Regions from separate parts of the Homo sapiens genome. Here region 2 is linked to region 1. A link is a contact called in ENCODE Hi-C or POLR2A ChIA-PET data. All regions are on one chromosome and are shown on one strand. Each heading gives the region's core, a stretch centred on a gene start or an enhancer-like site at or near the end of the contact. The rest is flanking DNA. Distances are from core to core; before and after follow the strand shown. Region 1 overlaps LINC00299 (long intergenic non-protein coding RNA 299). Region 2 has its middle 110 kb from the start of LINC01814.

Evidence for each region. A loop is a pair of places that touch in the nucleus more often than their neighbours do. ChIA-PET counts read pairs that join two places held with the same protein, here RNA polymerase II (POLR2A). Pooled maps may share reads with other maps.
Region 2: a pooled map shows a loop between it and region 1 (2.3-fold over the local background). The contact joins two enhancer-like sites. A Hi-C loop is called at or near these places in 1 of 168 maps with a recorded cell type or tissue (Calu3) and 4 of 50 pooled maps. POLR2A ChIA-PET finds 5 or more read pairs at or near these places in 1 of 52 experiments (CD4-positive, alpha-beta T cell).

The regions. Positions count from the first base shown.
Region 1 is chr2:8,117,819-8,123,173 of GRCh38, reverse strand. All of the region lies in intron 7 of LINC00299 (long intergenic non-protein coding RNA 299), which reads left to right. Among named protein-coding and RNA genes, the nearest start is that of LINC00298, 140 kb to the right of the region's middle. Within about 2 kb of position 3,178, at least 9 of the 41 ENCODE cell types and tissues checked have a DNase peak (open chromatin) inside an H3K27ac peak, as active enhancers do.
Region 2 is chr2:8,475,023-8,480,377 of GRCh38, reverse strand. No RefSeq gene overlaps it. Among named protein-coding and RNA genes, the nearest start is that of LINC01814, 110 kb to the left of the region's middle. RefSeq lists an enhancer at 4,751-4,920. Within about 2 kb of position 2,702, at least 12 of the 41 ENCODE cell types and tissues checked have a DNase peak (open chromatin) inside an H3K27ac peak, as active enhancers do.

The DNA.
Region 1 (5,355 bases), core at 1,929-4,428:
AAGCCATCTCAGGGCTTATAAATGTTGTATTAAAAGAAATAAATAGCTCAGTGCCTGGTATTTAGTAAGTATTCAGTGAGTATCATAAACACGACGATCATTACCAAGGGTAGCAGTGATATTATACAAAATCCTAGGCACTGCATACCCTCTGGGACTGGGCTTGTCTGCACCTGTGCATGTGGAAGAGCAAATGACACCCTCGGACAGACGGGCGATGAGTCTCATGCTTCATGTCCTTCTCCACCCTTTCCTGCTTTTCTTCCCTCACTTATAATAGAAACCTACACGTTATGGTAAAAATGACATATTAGCAATTTGCGTATTATGCTCTGATTCGCTGTTTCTTGGTAGAGAGTGAGCTATAAGGAACCCCATTTTTCATTGGGAGCCTAATAGGATCTGCTCAGAAACAGCAGCTGATGACCAGAAATGAGCCACACCCTGACGGCGGGAAGCTTCCAAGTCTCAGGAAAGGACCTCGTGAATCCCCTCTGCCTCCCATTCCAGCTGCGTCACAGGGAGGGAGAACTTCTGAAAACAGGGCTGTGAATGTCTGGTGGCTCAGCTACTTAGCTTCTTAAAGGGAAATAATGGTAGCTTGTAACTCTGTTCCTGGATCAGTGAGGGAGGATAGATGACAATCTATGGAAGGAGAAATTCTGAATTTGCATTATTTCTTGTTGTACCTTTTACAAAGTCTGATGTTAAAAACTGATATTAAACAAAACAAGCATCAGATTGGATGTATGTCCAACAAAAGCAAGGTGGTGACTGAAATCACGGAGGGGTATCTGTGCACGTGGTCTTGCCTGTCCATGCCACTTAGAAACGCTACTTCATCAGAGAGCCTCTCACCGGGTTGGAGCAGTGCCTGGGCAGCCTGTTAGTAACAACAGTTTATAACAGAAAATAAGTCTGATTCTGTTCCAATTTTTATTTTCTCTTTTTTTAATTTTTTCATACTTAAGGTGATAATTTTGGAGGAGAAATGATCCACATAGTTGATACTTCCTTTTATAAGATGGAAGATTGAATGAGATAATATATTTCATAAGCTGTGGCATAATTTTATCTGTGTAAGGTTTGTCAAAATGACCACTAAGAAGGTACAAAAGTCTGGAGAGAAAATGATGAAACTTGGTGATTACAGAATGATACATTCTTGAAATTTTTGGCAAGTGCAGATAGGAAAGAAGATCCAGCAATAAATGCATCCTCTACTCTTCTTTGGACATAGGTCAGTGGGTTCTAAAATAGGTTATGGCCACAGCAGGAATTGTCCTGCAAGACAGCTCTCAACACCTAACCCGCCTTTGCACATCAAAGGACATTAAGGTGCTTTTGAAAATCTCATTCTTGGTGACTATCATAGTTAGAAGGGCCTTTTTTTTTTTTTTTTTAAGATGCTTTAAGAAAAGCAGAAGGCAGAATACCTAGAGGCAACACTAAAATGAATCAGTAACGGATTTAAGCTCGAATGCTTACAAAACCACCCAGCCCAGCAGATTCCAAAATTCACCCTGGTTACACCGTGAAATTCTTTTTTCTAAAAAAGGCCTGCCATTGGAAAGCCTGTTATACAAAATAAATAAATAATATAGCTACGCCAGGGATGGCGAGGAGCAGTGGATTCCCACCCACTCTCCTCTCCCCATCTACCTTCCAGGCACCCCCTCTCCACCCACAGCCCCTTGCCCAGTGCCTCTCACGGATAGACCTGGGTGGGCTCTGAGGTGAGGAGGCTCCCTTCAGGCAGCTGAAGGTCCCCCTGAGCAGTGTCAGCCAGAAGCATCCCATTGCTCAATGCCTGGGTAGACCCTTCCATCCACGACCAGGGCAGGGGGAATGAATGCCCTGAAGACATGATTTGTAGGACTAAGTGTTTTAGTGAAACTTGTGATTCACAGATATCCTCATAGAATTCCAAGTATGCATTTTCAGCACGTATTTTTTCGCAAACCCAGTGTCTGGCCCATACATGAAAATTCTCAGATAATGATGAAATGTTCTAGTTGAATTCCAGGCAGCAGGAATGGAAATCTCCTATAAATGTACCTTGCCCTTCTCTCTGGCATGCAAGGATCAGTGTTGGGATTCAGCCTCTTTGGCATTCCTCCTCTTTATGAACACGTTCATAGAAAAAGGAAAGTACTATTATTAAAATAGATTATCTCTGAGTTTAAGTATGACTGTGTGTGTGTAGATACATACATACTTAACTATATATCTATCTAGTTAAGTCACTAACTAGTGACTGTGTGTATAGATAGATAGGTAGTTAAGTATGTATCTATCTATACACACACTTATATATGTATATGTAGATCTTTTTTCTTTTTCACTACTGACCACCAACAACTGACAATCTGGAATCCTGACTGCTTTCATAACTGAAACCAAGGGTTTGTTGAATATTCAAAAGTTTACACAATGTTCGGGAGTCCTAACGTCGAATCTGAGCGTCTCTTAGAAAGTGTTCTTACATTGAACTTCGGAATAGGGTGATATTTTCCGTTGATCAGTGAAGGAGGATTCTGATTTCCATGTGGTGTCCAATCCTGCCTTCCTGTGATGAGCTTTTAAAAAGCATAGAGAACTTTTGAAGGCAACAAAGGGAGGCTCTTCTACCTGAAAACACACACACTCTCTCACTGCAACCTGCATGCCTTTTATAGTGACAAACTGTAATTGTTTAAAACTTGGCTCTCTCCTCTTCCCTCAGTAAGAAGTAGAAGTCTGCCAGTTTGAACTTTAATGGTCTCAGCTGTTTTGGAATGGTGTAATCACATTGTGAGATTCATTTTACAGCTGGACCAGTGAATCATATTCATTCACAAAACCAGTTTTACCTGGTTGGTTCCAGTTTTCCTCTATGTGCACTCACAGGGGCATAGATTTACCTCTGGCCTTGACCAAGGAAATGTTTAATCCTGGAGGAAATTGTCGTTGTGGTTATTCTGGGGCTCTGTGCAGTGTGCCTGCTCCCCGAGGAGCTCTCTAGCCAGATGAGAAAGGGGGCTTGTATTGGGAGCATTCTCAGACACACTGAGAAAGTCTTGCATATGCAGCAATTTTAGTTTCTATTTCTGAGAATTTTGTCAGGAGTCTTGACAATCAATGAGGACTGAAAACAATTAGTCACAGTTGTGGATTTCTCGTTAGGTTCACGGTCAGAATGTGCTTCACAGGGAAAGGCACGTCTGAAGGCAAAGAGCAGGGCTGTGCTGAATGCGTTTTTTCACCGGACAATGGGATTTCAGTCTGTGGCTCAGGAAACATTGTGACATTCCCTTTGTTTAATCAAAGTTCTTTCCAACTCTCAAAGGCTGGCTGATTTGAGAGCCGCCTTATCTTCCCTATCTCTGATAGACGATGCAGTTGGTGTTGAAATTTTTACAGCTAATCTGAGCAAAATGTTTTCAAGCAGTACAAACACAGCCAAATGATGTCGTTCTTATGCTTGTTATCAATAAAAGAAATTTCCAGATTTCCCTGAATCAGGCAGGGACTCTGTTTTCTTTCATTCCTTCCAGTGCCCAGGTGAACTCACATAGATTCAGAAAGCAGGGATTCAGGAACAAGGAAACAAGCCCTCCACTGCTGGGAGAGGCGTGGGGAAAACTGAAACAGGGGAACTCTCGGAAGAAATGACAACCTGTTCCTCCTGCCTTTTGGGATCTTGCGATGTGGGCCCGGATTTGCTTTATATCATTTTCTTGTTGTTCCATGTCACGTGGAAGAATGGTATGTTGGGAAGAGGATTCCGTCCATGCTTCCAGAGAGCTCCATGTGTGTTCAGCGCAGAGCAAGTGCTGCCCTGCAGCTGCGTGTAGGTCAGGGAGAGATAGCCTTGTGGGCAAGCCAGAGTTCCAGAAGGTTCAGAAGGCCCAGACAATTCAGAAGTTTGCTTCAGCGTGTAGCGGGTGTGGGCATTTCTTTCTAGTTGGTAGTGGGGACTGGAGGAAGCCTGGAGCTGCTTTGGAGAGGGGTCTTGGAAGCTTGGCAGGGATTCGCAGGGGAGGGAAAGATGCTCCTCCCACAGCACTGGGTAGATAAGGACACACCCACATGACCCAGCCCGCGTCTAAATGGCTCAGGCAGCCCTTCAACCCAGCACACCATGGAATCACTCTATTTCCTGGGCTCTTCTGTTCAACCTCCTGCATTTCTGTTTTTTTATCTGTAAATTGGGGCTAATACTCACCTTCCAAGTTTGTTAAATAGAAGTTAAATAAGATTTATCTATAAATCTTGCATCTATCTATCTTTCTTTTTATCTAACTATCTGTCCATCTGTCTGACTGTATATCTATCTGTCTATCTACCATGTCTGGCGCATAACACACGAAGTTAGGGAGGCACCAAAGCTGGAATAAACATTGGTTCCCTTCTCACTGTGAGCTCCTCTGCTCCCTTTTCCAGCCTCCATGTATATAGCCTCAGATTCGACAGAGCAGGATTGAAGTTTTTGCCTGTTAGTTTGTTTTCTTTGTCTTGTCCAATATCTCTTCTCCATGGCTCCGGGCCTTCTGCTTTGCTGTTTTAAGCGCACACTGAGCTCACCAGGGAGAACCTGTGTCTGAAGCCACCCCCTGCGACTGCCCTGAGCAGAGTCAGTTTTCCAGGCTCCATGTAGTGTCCTCATCCTGCATTCTTCCTTCACACCCCCCAAGCCTCCTTCTGCCTCTGCGCGATCCTCTGCGTGGACGCATTTCAGAGGCACGGACATCATTGTAACAGAGGTGGTTTCATATCACTTCCTTGTCTTTTGTTTCCCAGCCTTGGAGGAGGCTGTCTGCAAACACTGGCAGTATTCTTAGAGGAAGCTTGGGTTTGGGGCCTAGACACATCCAGTCTCCATGAAACGATGAGAACAGCTGTCCTGAAATGACAGAGCAAGAAACCTGCGCAGCAACAGCCTCAGAGAGGCCCCTTAATATACCTTCTCTACTATGAAAAATCAGGTAAATTGCAAGCATGGCATGAAAACATATTTGCTTTGCTCAAATCTTATACGATGTATTTGGAACAAAGGCCGCCTGAGGGAAAGGCATGCTGGTTCCACATCTCAACTCTGCTCCTTGCCTGCTTTCTGTTCAGAATTGGAAGGAGAATGATGGGAAGCTTGGGGAAGGTGGACAAAGTGAGCTGGATGCAGCTTCACTCTGTGCACACATTACCTTTTAATAATTTGATAATGAAAAGAAGAACTGGAGTCAGGAAAGATGGGCTGCAGAGATGGGCTGTAGGCGGGTAGCAAGGATGACAGGAAACCTTGGGAGTTTCGGGATCTAAAGTTGTGGATTTACAACCAAATATTTTTTCCTTTCCTTAACATGACTCTAGCTCTGT
Region 2 (5,355 bases), core at 1,453-3,952, 360 kb before region 1:
ATTTGGTTTGTATATGTCAAAGGCTGCAAGTAACAGCATATCTGACTGCTTGACTCTATGGCTTTTAAGTAATGAGGAGTTTATTTTTCCTCATGTAACAGGAAGACTGGAGGTCAGTGGTTACTGGTGCTGGTTCATAAACTCGGTGATATTAGCACTAACCTTCTGCAGTTTTCTTAGAATTCTTCTCTTGTTTGCAATATGGCTGTTGGAGCTGCAGTGGTCACGTCTGGGGCAGAATGAAGATGTTTGGGGCAGGAGAGACATTTTGAACCTCATCTGTCTCATTTTACCAAGAATCCAAAGTTTTCTAGACACTGGCCCCAAAGCAGTCTCTGGCCTTGGTGTCATGTCAGAACTGAGTGACAGCCCACCCCTAACTTCAGGGCAGGCTGGGCAGTGAGGAGTGAAATTATCAAGACTGGCTTAGACAGAGGATCAGGACCCATCGCCTGGGGCTGCTGGACCCATGGCTTTTCTGAACCCAAATGGGCTTCTTCCAGTAAGATACGACAGAGGAGTGGACACTGAGTAAGCAACAAAGAGTGTATATCACGAGCTGCCAAGGGGCTGAGGGGAGAGGAATGGTTTACATAAATAAGGCAGGTGGGATTTTTGAACCTCTCCTGGAAGTTTAAGGAGGGAGGTTTGGGGCCTGGAATACTTTTGATAAAAATAAAGCCAGAGCAAAGTGAAAACCACAGCAGAGCTCCCATCTGAGCTGGTGCTGGTGTCCAGAGCTGAATCCCACAGTCTCTGCTGCCAGCCTGTGTTCTACTGCTGAGCCAGGTCCTCTAACGTGATAGGGTTGTCATTGAGTCTCTCCAGAACAGGCTGGCGAGCGTGGTAGATTATCTCTCCAGTCAACTAGACCACTGATAAGAGGGCTCGACTTCCCTGTCGGAGCTCGTAAGGCAGGCGTGGCATTTCCCTTGCTTTCCTCTGGCCTCCCTTCATGCTTCCTTTGCTTTCCTTGCCTGCCTGGGCCATGGGGACAGCTCTGTTCACGTCTCCTCCTCTCCAGACATGTGCCTCTAGCGCAGTGCAATCCGATAAAAATGGAACGTGAGCCACGTAGGTCACTTCAAACTATCTAGCAGCCACGTTTTAAAAAGGAAAAGAAATGCATGGAAATAAAAATGATTTTAGTTAATCCATATATTAAAATATAATTTTAACATAGATTCAATAAGATTCAATAGAAACATGATTAAGATATTTTACACTTTTTTCATAAGAAGATTTTGAAGCCTGGTGTGTATTTTACACTTTACGTATTTCAATTCATATTAGTCAAATTTTGAGCAATCAATAGACACATGTGGCTAGTGGCACCATCGTGGAGGGTACTGGAGAGTACACGTGTAGAAGACAGATACCATGATATTCATCTCTTTATCTCCAGGACCTGACCAACAGTGGACCCTTCATAAGTACTTAATGAATAAATATGAACACGCTGCTAGAAACGGGCCTTTTTCAAACATAGGTATTGGCTGGGGGTGGAGGTGGGGGCAGAACAGAAAACCCTGGAACACTGTACTTGGTAATACAGAGCATGGACTTACATTCTCACACCTTGGGTAGGGCTGCATCAGCAGCTGACCCAGATACCTTGGAATTCCTTAGCTTCTTTCTGTCTCTGTTTCCTCATCTGTAAAAAGAGATAGCGACACCTGTCTTGCAAGATGCTGGGAAGATTAAATGAATAGGCGTACACCAAGTGCTAAGTACCCGACATGCCCATAAGCACTGAAGAAGCAGTAGCCACAGTTACTTTAAACCAGAGATTCTGTCAGTCATATGGACAACTCATACTTTAGTAGCAGCAGGATGGTTTGGCCAGGGCTTTCGTGCTGGTCCTGAAGTTGGCTGTGTCCCAGTGGTAGGACTCTTGTGGTATAGATTTTCTCATTTTGGGAGCACTCTTGACAAGGGGTCACGAAGCAATTTGTGGTGTTTGTCTTTTTGGCTGTAGCTGTGGAAAGTCATGTGCCAACCCTGGGGCTTAGGGTTTAGTCAGCAAGGGCACGTGTGGAATGAGGGGGGCCCTACTCTGGGAGCCCATAGTACCCCCCAAGCCTGAGGGCTCAGCTTCCCGTGGGAGCCTGGGCTGACTTAGGGCAGCCAGGCCCCTTCAGAGCAGGGTGAAGACCTGGACCCCGCTGCCTGCTGTCTGTGCCCCCTCGGCCATCCTCGTATGCTCCGCCCCTCTACCCTGTCCTTTGGACGCCCCCTGACTTTTTCCCCTAAATTGACTGAATTGAAATTTACTTGTTTGAAACAATAGAAACCACGTGTTTCCTGATCATACCTAGCTTTGAAAACAGAAAGTGGGCAAAACAAGCCAGGCGCATAGTGGCATTGAGAAAGGCAAAGGCTAACTTCATTAAAAAGCTTCTTTGTGGTATCAGGCAGGAAGTGAAACAGCTTTAAATGGCAAACATTTCTCAATCATTTAATGCACCAGTAAGCTTGGCATTCTTTCTCCTTTGTCCCCTTAAAGAAAAAGAGAGCCCAGATATAACTCAGATGAGGAGGGGGAGGGCCCGATCCTGTGTGTTGGAGGAGTTCCCTGGAGCATTGGTCCTCACCCCCATGAAGCTTCACGGGAGGACCAATGTCAGACGTGGGTGCAGAGGACAGTGCAGTTTCTCTTGTGTGGCTGAGCCTGGGCCACCCCGGATGGATCGCTGACTTCTTGTTGGTGCCACTCACCAGCTAGTTCTCTCAAATCTGTTACCATCAGAAGCCCGGTAAATGGCAAACTTTCCTTGTTAACATGTAGGTCCATTTCCTGGGGATAGTGAAACCCCAGTCCCCACAGGTAGCATTGACCTCTGTTGCCAAATGCCATTATCCTGGTGTCCACTGCATGTTAGGCTCTTTCCACAGAAACCAAAAACACAGACAAGTGTGATAGGCTGAATCCTTTCTTGAAGAAAAAAATTGCACGTACATATTGAATAGCAAACCAATCAAAATGAAAAGGAAAACCAGAAGATGGATGCCACTGATACACGCTTGCTTAGTTGCACTTTTTAAGATTCATTTATAGATGTCAAATAGGATATGAACACATGGAGGTGTGCAGTAAATACTCCTTAATTGATGAAAAGGCAGACATATATGTGAAGATTTTTAGGGAAATACTTTTTTGGGGAAATAGCAGCCAGTTTAAGTTGGTAACATAAATGGTGCCAGATGAAATCATATTGACTGAGACCAAAGTCCAGCCAATATGAAATCGCTCTCAAATGTAATGACTTTAGCATAAAAATTCTGAGTGGTTTCCCACATCTCGTTAACCTTTGTACTGCTCTGCAGCCGTAGGGGCCAGGCATTCTCATAGGGCACTAAGGAAGTGAGAGGTGTGCCTTAAGGTGTGGCTGTAACTCACATTTCTTTTTTTTTTTTTTTTTTTTTTTTGAGACGGAGTCTCGCTCTGTTGCCCAGGCCGGACTGCGGACTGCAGTGGCGCAATCTCGGCTCACTGCAAGCTCCGCTTCCCGGGTTCACGCCATTCTCCTGCCTCAGCCTCCCGAGTAGCTGGGACTACAGGCGCCCGCCACCGCGCCCGGCTAATTTTTTGTATTTTTAGTAGAGACGGGGTTTCACCTTGTTAGCCAGGATGGTCTCGATCTCCTGACCTCATGATCCACCCGCCTCGGCCTCCCAAAGTGCTGGGATTACAGGCTGTAACTCACATTTCTGGACTTCCATTATCATCCTGTCTAATCCTATCATCACCCTGCTGCATCTGGCAAAATCCCCCTGTTCTTGAGCCTCCAAGTGGGTGAATTGGCTCCCATATCACCTCATTCCTGCTGTTGGCACAGGGCTAGTCCACGGTGTCGCAACTGTTTGTTTAGTGTCTGTCTTTCCCATACAAGCTCCTCCAGGGCACAGATCCAGAATTATACACCCCAACATCCCAGTAACTCCCACAGTGTCTGGTAGGTAATAGTTTAATAAAAGCTGGTTGAATGAAAGAGCAGGTACATTCTTTGGTGTTCAGAGTTATTAATTCCGTTTGTTGTTGGTGTTTTCTTGTGGTAGATTTCGAGTCTTGCTTCTCATAGTTATTTTTTTTTCCTAAGATATGTAATGAAGGCAGACTTCTCACCTTGCAAAAGGTTAGTCCCATTTCTAAAGCAATTTTATGGGCTCCTTTGAGAGTCTGGAAATGTCTCCTATATCTCTCGGGAGAATCCTAGGTGAGGGGTTGGCAAATGTAGCTGCAAACCAAAAGAGCTTGCCCTTGGAGTTAAGTGGAAAGGGCGTTGTGTCCCTTCTCTTTTAATTTCAGTCCCTGTCATTGTCATTTGTCTGGCAGGGAGCTCTGCAGGCTGGGAAAGCCTGATTTTCTCCTCTCTGAGCTCCTTGTAGCCGGATCCAGTTTGTGATTTTCCCTCATTGATTTTTCCTGCTTAAATGTAGTTGAAACAACCTTTTTGAATATGGAAAAAGGTTTTAGCACGGTCCAAACAGCTAGCAGGTGACAGCCGTTATACTGACGTGTGCTGCGCTGATTTTAGGGAAGTATTTATTTTTTTTTTAAGAGCCCTGACAATAAGTGGCTGCTTTTTCAGGTGGTGCTATTGCAGAAATGTTACAAACAATGGCTACTTGTGGAGCCTAACATCACTTCTTTGGCTTACATTTCTACAGAAATTGCTCACAGGCCTATAGCCTGGTTGATGCTCTTCCTTGTTTCAATTCATCTGATTATTCTAATGTACATCAGACCTACGGTCCCCTGTCTGATGAAGCCCCAACCGTTAAGGGGAAGTATTTGTCATCTCAGCACCTGGTTTCAGGAACAAAGTACTCACCTCCTGGCCACGTAAGCTATTTCAAAATAACCTTTGTTCAGGGATCCCGGAGGGCTCAGTGCAGTCCCGACTGTCCTGCAAACTGGTTGAGTGACGGGGTTGGGGAATTCAGGTGAGCAGGACTTCCACGGTTGCCATGGAGACCATCAATCATTTGAGGAAGCCTGCTGGGGGGAGTTGGGTGAGAAACCACGAGAAAAAATCATCCACCTTTTAACGATTTGTTAGCACCTAATGCAGCCATTAGGCCTGCACTTTTGGAAGTGTTTATTTGGAGCACTTGATTCTGGAAGTAGAAGGAAAGCTAAACATTGTAACTTCCTTTGGCAAATGCATCTAATTTGTGCATCAGAGATCTCTCACAATTCTTTAAGGGCCCTCAGCGCCTGAGGCTAATTAGGGCAGGGGGTGGTGCTCTTTTCCATGGTGGGCCCATTGGGCCATATACACACCTTGCAGGCTGCAGGGGTTCCTGGCTGCCATGGGGAATCCCATTCTTGGGGTTTCTGTTTAGAAGCCT